2 separate regions of the Mus musculus genome follow, and region 1 is linked to region 2. The links are chromatin loops, found by intact Hi-C in ENCODE. Cell type or tissue: left cerebral cortex. All regions are shown on one strand. Links, peaks and the distances in the headings refer to the core of each region. The heading gives the core; the rest is flanking DNA.

Region 1 (5,374 bases), core at 132-5,131, 56 kb after region 2:
CAGGCATTCTACAAATATTACTTTCCCTCCTTGCCACATTTGAAAGCACTGAGACTAAAAAACATGCATGTCTGCTTTTATCATTGGGTTAAAAGTCCACAGGAAACTGTGGGGTTGTCTAGCGACCACTTGTTCACCCCAGTCAAATGTTACAAAGTGACAGTCAACGAAAATAAACTAGTAGCTGAGAGGGGAAAAAAAGACTCTTCCTCTAAACTCTAAAAGAGAATGACATCCAGAAAATCAAATGTTTCTCAAAGAATCAACAATATTTTTGATGATGGAAGGATGAATAATCAAACATATGGATTACATTTCCGTATACTGTGTAGCACCTAAGATCCCAGAGGGAAGGGAGGGTGCTAGTAAAAATGTTTTTCATGTTTTATTAAAACCTCAAGTTTCTGAGAACTAATTTTATGACTAACACACAGACATACATCCTCTCACATGCTGGGAGGGGGGAGGGAAAGGGAGGGGGAGGAGAAGAGAGGAAAAGGAAGAGGAGAGAGGGGGAGGCAGAGAGGGGGGAGAAGGGGGAGAGGAGGGGAGGAGAGAGAGGGAGAGGGACAGGGAGAGGGACAGGGACAGGGACAGGGACAGGGAGAGGGAGAGGGACAGGGAGAGGGACAGGGAGAGACTGTTCGAGACTGTTCAACTGTCAAAGAATATACTTTAAAAAGTGTTTCCTCCTCAAAGCTTCTTCCTTGCGCCAGTCAGCCCCAATTCCTCAGTGCTCACCTCAGTCATTAGAAATTTGCGAGGCACAGTGAACTTGGCTCTCAAGCTCTGCTCACTTTCCTAGTGTGGAACCCTAAACTCTGTATTCTCTTTCAACAGGTGAAACGGTCCGTGTCGCACAGAGAATCTGAGTGCCCAATGGAGCAAAACATGCGAAAGCACCTTTCGACTGCTCAGTGCAGCTCCTTTAACTTCCTGGAATTGCCCTGCAGCTCACATAGCCATTCTTACTCTTCTGACACCATCCTGTGTGTCCCTAGGCAGACAACTCTGTGCCCGGTGTTTATTAGAAGGTGGGATGGTGTGGATACTGACAGTACCTGTGTCACACAGTGGAAATCACAATGAAATCAATGAAGAACTGTAAAGTACTTAGGAGCAACCTTGCCAAAATTTAAAAGAAATGAGGAATAGAGGAAGGGAGGGGAGGGGGAGAAACAGCCTATCATCGGGGAACTAGGAGGATGCTGGGATCGATGTTCAGTCCTTGATGTGGACTCTCCAATTTTCCCAGAGACATTTTCGAAAATGCAAACAATCCCAAAAGGCATGAATAACATTCAGTTCAGGGTGCACTTGCGGCACTGTATACGTACGAGTACTGTATACAGGATCACACACTGAGGAGTTACTGCTCATGCGCAGAGAAACCTCTGACATCCTGGAAGGAGGTGTAGGGGTGCCGATGAAATGAACAGACAAGAAGTGGGGAAATTGAAGCAAGGGGCCCAGGAGCGAGGTTTCCCTGCTGTGGCCTTGGCCTTAGGCAGACCGCTTGTAACCTTGGATTGAGCATTCAGCACAGAGTTTGAAAGAATTCTCACAGTGACAATAAGGCTATTGTGAGGGAAAAGAAACGCTGTGCTAGAGCACCTTAGTCTACTCTGCACTCCACATCTGGTCCAGAGCCGCCCAACTGCTGCCCTCTGAGCAGACAGGAACTGCCGATTCATGAAAAGGGGAAATCAGTAGGCTGCTTCCTCTGTTCGGTTAAAAAAGAGGATTTTTGTGGAGACCACACTGCACTCACTCATCCCAAGTGCATTTCCTCTCCCTGTGACATCGACAGTTGCCAGCAGCTAGCCGTGGCCCGATGACTAATTCTTCCTCCGGCAGAAAGAAACCAGACCTGGCCATTCAGTTCCCCCTTTCAATGCCCTGATTCTCACTGGACCCAGGTTCTCTGAGACACGGAGGAAATTTTCAGCTCTGGTTGCATCCATCAGCCACTCAGCCACTAAAGGAGACAGGAGAGAGAGAGGGAGAGAGAGGGAGAGAGGGAGAGAAGGAGAGAAGGAGAGAGAGAGAGAGAGAGAGAGAGAGACAGAGACAGAGACAGAGACAGAGACAGAGTCAGAGAGAGACAGAGGGAGAGAGAGAGAGAGGGGGAGAGAGAGAGAGAGAGAGAGAGAGAGAGAGAGAGAGAGAGAGAGAGAGAACGAACAAAGCCCTCTTCCTGATCCCGGCAGAAGCCAAAGGCAGGGAGTAACTCTACCATCCATCCAAATGCTGCAACTAGAAGTCTGGGCCAAGAGGGTGGTGTGTGGGAGAGGTGGGCGGCTCCTGGGCTGCCTCCCAGGGATGGGGGACAGCTCAGCATGAGTCAGTCAGTCCCCTGTACTCCAAGCATCTCTGGTAACTGCATTCATTCTGGAGAGCCCCTTCAGGAGGGAGCCTTTCTTTCCTGCAGGGGCTAAGGCACATTAGTGAAAGGGTGGTGTGTCATCAGTGTTTTGACACATACTGTGGTTGAAGCACCTGGCTACACACGACAGAGCTCTGATAGACAAGGACCAGGTCTGTACCCAAGGCTGGATGCAGCTAAGTTCCCACACTGATACAGATAAAGGCTATTATCACTTAATCAAAGCCCACCAGCTCCCACCACTATCCCACCACTATTTAGAGCTGGTTCTAAAAACCCTTCTCTGAAGACATTAAACATTATGAGCTCTCAAATGAACAGGAAACCAGGCTCGGTATTAAATAAACAATTTCTCCCCTACTTACCTCTACTTTCCCACTGCAAAATGGGGACAACATTCACATCAGTTATGGGTTTGAGAACCACAGCAAAAGTCTGAACAAGTGGTTGTAGCCACTGGTAGCTGCTGCCCTTGCTCAAGTAAATTACCTCACTTATGCTCATACAGAAATACTAATTAATTAAATGCTGTGGTCCACAGAAGAAAAAGACATAAAAGGAGGAGGGGTATTTGTTGGGAAGGAGAGGTTTGCCAGAAAGGGGTAAGGATATGAAAGAATAATATGGGGTATAATCAAGTCTATTACCTCTCTAAAGCATATATATATATATATATATATATATATATATGTATATGTATATGTACATATATATGTAAAAAGTTGTGAAACAATCTATCATGCTTTTACAAAAAATAATTTAGAATGTGGTTTGACTCTTAGCTCCGCCTCTGGTTCACTGTGCTTACTGACACTGGGCCAGGTTCTTAATAGCTCAGAGTCCTAGCTCTACTTTTAATTTGCTGTGCAAACTGGAGCCTATTTCTTGGCCTCTCTGAGCTTCAGTTTCATCCCATTATGAGAATCATTAAGCAAACTCAGTCTCCGAGTTTTATGACAACAATCACATAATAACAAAACCTGCTTCCTTATTTTTAAATCCAAGAAAATAATAAACATTTTCTCACTGCAAAGAGTAAACAACATTTAAAAGTTGTCTAATAAGCCGGCTCTGGTGACAGAGGTCTGTTATCACAGCTACTTGGGAGGGGAACATAGGAGGGTGGCATGTTTAACATGACCTTGGATTACAGAGTGAGTTCAGGGGTAACCTGGACAAACTGGCAAAAAAAAAAAAAAAAAAAAAAAAGGTTTAAAAGCGGGCTGTGGATGTAGTTCAATGGTAGAGAAGCCCTTGTTTATCATATATAAAACCCAGTATTGAAAAGAAGAGGAGGAGGAAGAAGAAGAGGAGGAGGAAGAAGAGGAGGAGGAGGAAGAGGAGGGTGAGGAAGAAGGAAAGCCTAATGCAGTAGTTCAGTCATGGATATTATTATTAATGGCCATTACACAAACCGTAACTGGTGAACTTTAAAAATAATTAGTGGTTTGACTATAATTACCATTTTCTTCAGTGCAGGATAATCTCACTTGGTCTCTGGCTGCTTTCTTATGAGATCAGGCTATGCTGGAGTTCACCCTTAGACAGTGGACACAGAGTCACAAGGGTGTTCATCCACCTTCCAAAGGTGCAGAGGTTGTATTATTGCTTCTAATGGCAGCACCACAGTCTGCCTAAAGATCCAGATTTTGAGCCGTAGGCTGTGAACGCAGTAGCTTATTGTGGCCACAGTGGTCCTTTACTGCTCACCAGAGTCTCCAGTTTACTAAGTGATAGAAAGTGGGTCCTGATTACTGGTGTCAAGGGAATCTGAAATAAAAATTCCATGATTCTCTGCTCCCCAATTGTATAGCTTTATTCAAGTTGTAGAACTCTCCTTACCGTACCTCCATCTCCTCATCTGAAAGCCATTACTAACATCAAAAAAGTAGCACTGGCTATGTCAGAAACATATACATGAAACACTCAAGACAGCTCTCATCCATAGTCACCAGTCCCCATTGTAAGCTCAACTGTCACTAACATTGCTGCCAATTGCAGTGAACACCTTCCCCCGATGGAACATGGTTGTTCCATAGTCAAAACTGGAAGCGTGTCCAGAAAGAGTTTCTATCCTCACAAAAGAAGATAACATGGAGGAAGTACGTGTTTCCAACACCCATGTGCTGTGTTCTTCCTACAGAAGAACAACCAAGGTTCCTTCCTGAGGGATCCCTAATGTGCAAAACTAGCATACAGGGGAAGACCAAGACTAAGGTCAGTCCATAGACTTTAAATTCTGCCACAAGGCTCTCAGGAGAGTATAGTTTGAAGATGGCCTCTTGAACAAGGAGCTGAGAGCCCTTAGTCTGGGCTCACAGAGCTTGGTGAAATGGGCATTCATCTTCTCTATAGATGTGGGCGGTATGTGCCAGCATCCCTCGTATCAGAGTGGAGATGTGAGATGGGTGGAAAGGCTAAGTGATGGGGTGGAGTGAGGAGTCCTGATGGAAAGAAGAACCTCAAAGGTGTTCCAAGTAGAGGCCAGAACTAAGCAGACGTGGCTCATGCCTGAACTCTGAGAACATGTGGGTCAGGGGTGGGGGTGGGGGGTGAGGCAAGAAGGTCAAGAATTTGGGGTCACTCTGGGATACATAGAATTCAACCCTGCCTTATGGGAAACAAGATCTCGTTCTTAAAGCCACTGAAGATGCTTATCCAAGGGGATGGTACAATCAACTCTCCACATTTTATTTATGCTGTTTTCCACTTTGATTCCAGACATGGTGAATGTTTTGTTGTGTAGATTGTTGTTTGTTTGTTTAAAAACAAAACAAAACAGAAAACTAATGTCTTATTTTGTAGCCAAGGCTAGCCTAGAACCCAGTAGGTAGACCAGGCGGCTCAAACTCACAGCTGCATCTGCCTCCCAGATGCTGGGACTACAGGCAGGTGCTCCCATGTCTGACTCCTCTGATATGTTTGATCAGTTATGTTTGTGAAAGTCTTTGTCATCCAAGAGCTTCACCTATCCCAGAAAACTTGATG
Region 2 (5,374 bases), core at 162-5,161:
GAGCTATTCTGAGCATTAATAAAGGACAGGCTTGAAAGATAAGAGTCTCTGTGTCATCAGATATCTCTGAACAAGTTTGTACTCAAAAGGATTCCTGCAGGTGATTGAGCAGTTGTATCTGACCAATGAGTTGCTGGCTCTTTGGCCTCAGACCCTATTCCCTCAGCTGTAGAATGGTAGTTGCAGAAGTCCTTTCTCTCAGGGGGAACAGGGCAGTAATGATGCTTGGCCCGGTGCCAGATACCAGGACCTACTCAGCAGACACTGTAAACTACCATAGTTACTGTCAGCTCATGAGAGGCAATGGCTGAGTTCTGTGCTTCCTGTTCCTTCTGTGTGTGACCCTAAACCGGGAACACAGGGCAGTACAAGTCCCACAGACAAATGACTGGCCGCTAATGGTATTTAATCTAACTTTGGGGTGGGGGGGCGGGGGGGGTGAATCCCAAGAAGTAAAGAGGCAAGGCCAAGACCACATGTGAAGATTCAGGGAGGCTTGGGTTGGAACCATCCCCTCTGAGGCCTAGCCATGATTTTGGTTCTCCCGTTGGCACTGTTCCTCTTTCTGTCCCTAAGTAACACCCAAGACCTCAGGCTGTCTCATTCCCTGAGCCTTGTCAGTTGTAAGTTCAGACCACTGACTGCCCAGACATCCTGTATGGATCGCAACACTACAAGCTGACAGTGTTGCTGAAATCCACCTTCTGTATTAGGGAGGTGACAGGCAGAGAGTAAAAATCAGAGATCCCAGTCTTTCAACCAGTAAAGCTCAGAACTAAACCTGGGAGGGGGTGGTCCTAAGACTGTAGACAGCACCGGTCAGCTGTGGAGGCCTACTGAGAGGAGGCACAGTACAAACAGAGACATGGTGGTGACAACAAGTCTGTACAGCCTGGGCTGCAGGCAGCAGAAGAGGGGTGGAGGTGGTGGGGGTGGATCAGAAAGTCTCCTGGAGCAGACAGTGGCCTTCTTCTGGCATCCAGACTTGACTAGGTTTTCTCCAGGTTGAAGAGCTTGGCGAAAGGGAGGATGGGAGGCTATGCGGGGAGGATGGGAGGCTATGCAAAGGAAAGGAGGTACCTTTGCTGAGGCAAACAGGTGTGACCCTGCTGGGGTGGGGTGTGGTCACTGGAGGAGAGAGAGCTAGGTGTGTGACACTTAGGCTAACGAGGCAGGAAGATCACGAGTTCAAGTCTGGGAGTTGGGGAGATGACTCAGCAGATTAGAGCTCTTGCTGATCTCCCAGAGGACCTATGCTCTCCTCCCAGCAACCAGCATAGGGCAGCACCTAACAGCCTCTAATTCCAGTTCCTGTCTTTTGAACTCCTTGGGCAAACACACACACACACAAGCACGCACGCACGAAGTGGGGGAGGAGCAGGAGGGGGAGAAAGAGGAAACGAAATATTTGGTTTTTTTGTTTTTTTTTTTTAAGGAGTTCAAGGCTATCCCCAGCTACTTGGTGAGTTAGAGACTATTCTAGGCTATATAAGGACAAGTCTCAAAGAAAGAGAGAAAAATTAGATACTGACCCAGAGTCTGAGATGAGCCAGTGACTTCTGGAAGCTTCAGAGTCCTCACCTGTACAGTGGACATAATGCCGGCTTTCCAAGTTTCTTTATGAAATGAGACACATGCACGACTATATCCTGACTCAGTGCTACTCTTTATATTCACCTCATAAAACTCCCTCCCTCAATAAAATTTTTTAAATGAGCATATTTTTACTTATGCTCCCAGAAGCACTAAGAATCTATCTCATGATTAGTCATACGCCATAACAATACAATTAATAATAATGTTAATTACTGCTGATTGAAGGCACTAAGTGCTTAATATGTATAATCTATAGCTAATCTAACCCTCGGAGCGTATCTAAAGATAAGTATCATTACTCCCATTTTATGGGTGAGGATAATGAGACAGAGAAGTTAGGAAATGTACACAGGTCACCCGCTGGGTAGGGATAGGTCTGGCCTTTGAGAAGAAAAAAAAAAGTGCATCTACAAAAAGGTCAGAGTAGAGTGAGGAATGCCCTGAGTTTGGAGTTCATGTTGGTCTTGGCGATCTCCCTCTGTTTCTTTCTCAGAAAGAAAGCAAACATTTTAAGTGTCCACGGAGAGAGGGGCAGCCTTACAGATGAGGAAGAAGGGTCCGAGCTCAGGCTCCCCCAGCCGCCCAGGACCGTGGCTGTCCTGCGCAGGTCCCTGCGCTGCCCCTTCCCACCGTGGGTGGCTCCCAGCGGCAGGGAATCACATTATCTGTTGGGAAGGCGTCCAACACCCTCCTCCCGCCAGCCAGTGTTTGCTCAAGGCCTAGCTCTTCAGAAACTGAAACCAGCAGCCCGAGCTGCCAGCCTGAGGACGCCCGCGGGCTCTGCCCAGGCTTTACCTTCTATGGGGAGGCCCGCGGAGGGCGGAGCGAGCCGGCGCCGCTGACGTGGCCGCCCTGCCCTCGCCCCGGGCGCCCGCCTCCTCCGCGCCGGGTGTGGGAGCGCGGGGCTGGGAGAGCGAGGTGCGCGGGCGTGGGAGCGCAGGAGCAGCCGGCGTCTGGTGCGGGAGGCTGGGGTGGCGAAGCGCGGGCGGGGCAGGCGGTGGCGGCCGGAGAGCCCGGGGCGAGCAGTGGAGGGCAGGAGAGTAGGGCGTGAGTCTTAGAGCTAGGAGAGGAGAAAGAAAATAATGTCTGGTCATTATGTTTGGCGACAGGGACCGAACCTAGTACCCAAGAAGCGCTCAGGACATGTTGACAGTGGTACTGTCCTTGCCCATCCGATAGGGGGACAGTGTGCCCTATGAGTTTATGAACTTTCTTCCTTCACAGTGTTTAGGCACAGACTGAAGGAGATCAGGCGATCCGAGAGGGTGTAAAGGATGAGAATGGATAGGGACTCAAACTTGCTGTCTCCCAACACTGATGTGATGACCTCAGAAAGCTTGAGCGGGACAGTAGCTGAATTAGAATCCAGAAGGCAAACTTAGAAAAGCACTTTGTAAACCACTGACTTAAGACAAAGGTCTCTTTCACCTTCAGAGTTCCTTCAGCTACGTCCTCTTACTAGCAAAGCAAATAAACCCACAATTTGCTTCCTAAATAATTAATCAAAACCCAGAAGTCACTCAACACATTTTCAGTAAATATTCACTGGAAATGTCTAAGTACCAGTTGTGGCCAAGTGCTATGCTGGGCACTCAGGGGGTGGCAAAGGAGACGAACAAAGGCTATGTCCTCATGCATTACCCAAACTGTTGGACACAGAAATCGAACAACTCAGATACTGACATCCAACTAACCAAAGATACAGGTGTGTCTACAGTAGACAGATAATGTTTTCAGTCAAAAGTAAATAAAGGTGTCTTTCTCTTCTGTGGCCTCATAAGTAGAGAGAGAATCTTGCCTCTGTACATGAGCTAGAGAGAGAGGGGGGAGAGAGAGAAAGAGATAGAGAGAGTATTAATTCTGTTATGGATCTAGCAAGTCCAAGTTCCTGAGATTAGCAGCATAAGGCTGCGTGGAGAAAGCCTACAGGAAGAGCCCATGGCTTGCTTCCTGTTTATGTGTCCCTCCTCACAAGAAACTCCTAACAGATGGCCCCCACTCAGTTCTCAGTGAGTGAGTGTCTAAGAGGATGACCTTTGAAACCAGGTTTCAAGAGTTGACTTCAAGGCCTGTCTTAGCAGACCTCTAACCACGGGCCAAGTACTTAACCTCTGTGTGCCTATGCTCCTATTCTGTGAAGTGTTATGGATAATACCTAGTCCACAGAATTCTAGGCATTAGAGACGGTGCTTTAAGCAGGTGGCAGGGATTCGGTGTGTGCGCAGCAGTGCTTTGGTGCTCTCTGCCTAGAGAAACCTTCCTCCCCCTTTCTCTTCTGGGAGAGTGTGTATTTATAGTCCAATGTCACCTCCTTTCTGGAACCTCCCTTGCTTTATTGGCAAGGTAATTGGATGCTTTGTCTTCTATGTTCCCATCTCTTTCATAGTACCTTAGAGGACCCTTCATGCTCCAATTAGGTTGTCTAATGTGGTGTGTTTTCCTTCTTTATTCGACTACAAGTTCTTAAAGAGTGGGGACTATCTACAATTTGCCCCATCTCTAAGAAACCAGGCAGTCCCCAGAGCAGGGTGAGCTCTTGACACTCTCTTGAGTGAGTGGGTGGATGGGTGAGTGGGTGGGTGGATGGGTGAGGGGGTGGGTGGATGGGTGAGGGGGTGGGTGGATGGGTGAGGGGGTGGGTGGATGGGTGAGGGGGTGGGTGGATGGGTGAGTGGGTGGGTGAATGGGTGAGTGGGTGGGTGGAGGGTGAATGAGTGGGTGGATGGGTGAGGGGGTGGGTGGATGGGTGAGGGGGTGAGTGGGTGGGTAAGAGGGTGGGTGGATGGGTGAGGGGGTGGGTGGATGGGTGAGGGGGTGAGTGGGTGGGTAAGAGGGTGGGTGGATGGGTGAGTGGGTAGGTGGATTGGTGCTGATGGATGGATGATAGGTGAAGTAATCCTCCCAGGACTGTGAAATTCGAGTCCAGAGTCTGTGTTTAGTTTATGTGGAGAATATCGCATTTTTGAGTTTCTGTTTTGCCATCTGGATCTTGGAATAAAAGCACTGTATTTGGGGGTCAGAAGTTTAGGGCAGATGTATACATACATGACAGCACACAGATGTATACATACATGTATACATACATGACAGCACACAGGAAAGACTGCAGAGGAGTCAGTGTTTGTACTCTAGCCCCAGCTCTACCCCTTGTTAACAGGATGGTCTTTGACCAATCTTGACCTTGTTATAATGGGGAAGGCAGAACACACTCATGACCTGTTGAGAAAATCAAGAGATATTCTTTGTAAAAAGCCTGGGGTGCAGAACATATATATATTCAGAAATTAAACTTGCCTCCCTTCCACACCTACCCCCTTTGTCTGTTCTCCAGACACATAGGCCTGGACGCTCAGTACCCAAGACAGCTGTTCAGATGCCATATTTTGCTCAGAGTGACTAATGCCCCTTAAGCCAAGGTTGGAAAGCTGACTCCCGAACCAAGTTTAAACTTGAGTGCTGAGTTAGAAGCAGGGAATGCGGCTGACTGGTTGATTTAATTAATAAGGACACTTTTGAAAGAGAGCCCTTTTAAAACCAACAAACATTCCAAGGAAATTGAAAGCAAGAGCTAATCCATGATTTCATGTGTAGGTTTCTCGTGTGACTGAGAGAGTCCTTATGTAAAAATATGAATAATAAATCGTCCAAAGCCCACGTGAGCATTTTTTTCAAACTCTTAAGAGCAGTGGTTAGAATTGGCTTTGGAATCAATTAGCCAGTTAATTGGGGTACTATGTTGTAACAAATCTTAACTGTCCTTCTACTACACTATAGTATA

What was found. A loop is a pair of places that touch in the nucleus more often than their neighbours do. Peaks named below come from ENCODE experiments on the same cell type or tissue, not always from the same donor. Only the 100,000 strongest peaks of a DNase experiment are listed, where the experiment ranks them.
Region 1: a loop joins it to region 2, with 4 times the contacts of the local background. A loop is called at or near these places in 11 of 42 quality-filtered maps.

Annotation. Positions count from the first base shown.
Region 1 is chr4:95,102,541-95,107,914 of GRCm38, reverse strand. All of the region lies in intron 1 of Junos (a long non-coding RNA gene), which reads right to left. Among named protein-coding and RNA genes, the nearest start is that of Junos, 53 kb to the right of the region's middle. In left cerebral cortex, for the core only: no CTCF peak of the experiment used is centred there; DNase peaks (open chromatin) are centred at 1,734 and 2,316.
Region 2 is chr4:95,158,473-95,163,846 of GRCm38, reverse strand. Junos (a long non-coding RNA gene) reads right to left here. Exons shown (of 5, transcript XR_867920.3): 4 at 2,392-2,656. Among named protein-coding and RNA genes, the nearest start is that of Gm12708, 32 kb to the left of the region's middle. In left cerebral cortex, for the core only: CTCF peaks have their summits at 2,226, 2,524 and 2,766; DNase peaks (open chromatin) are centred at 1,288, 2,368, 3,880, 4,936 and 1 more place; H3K4me3 peaks cover 1,173 bases; H3K27ac peaks cover 1,378 bases.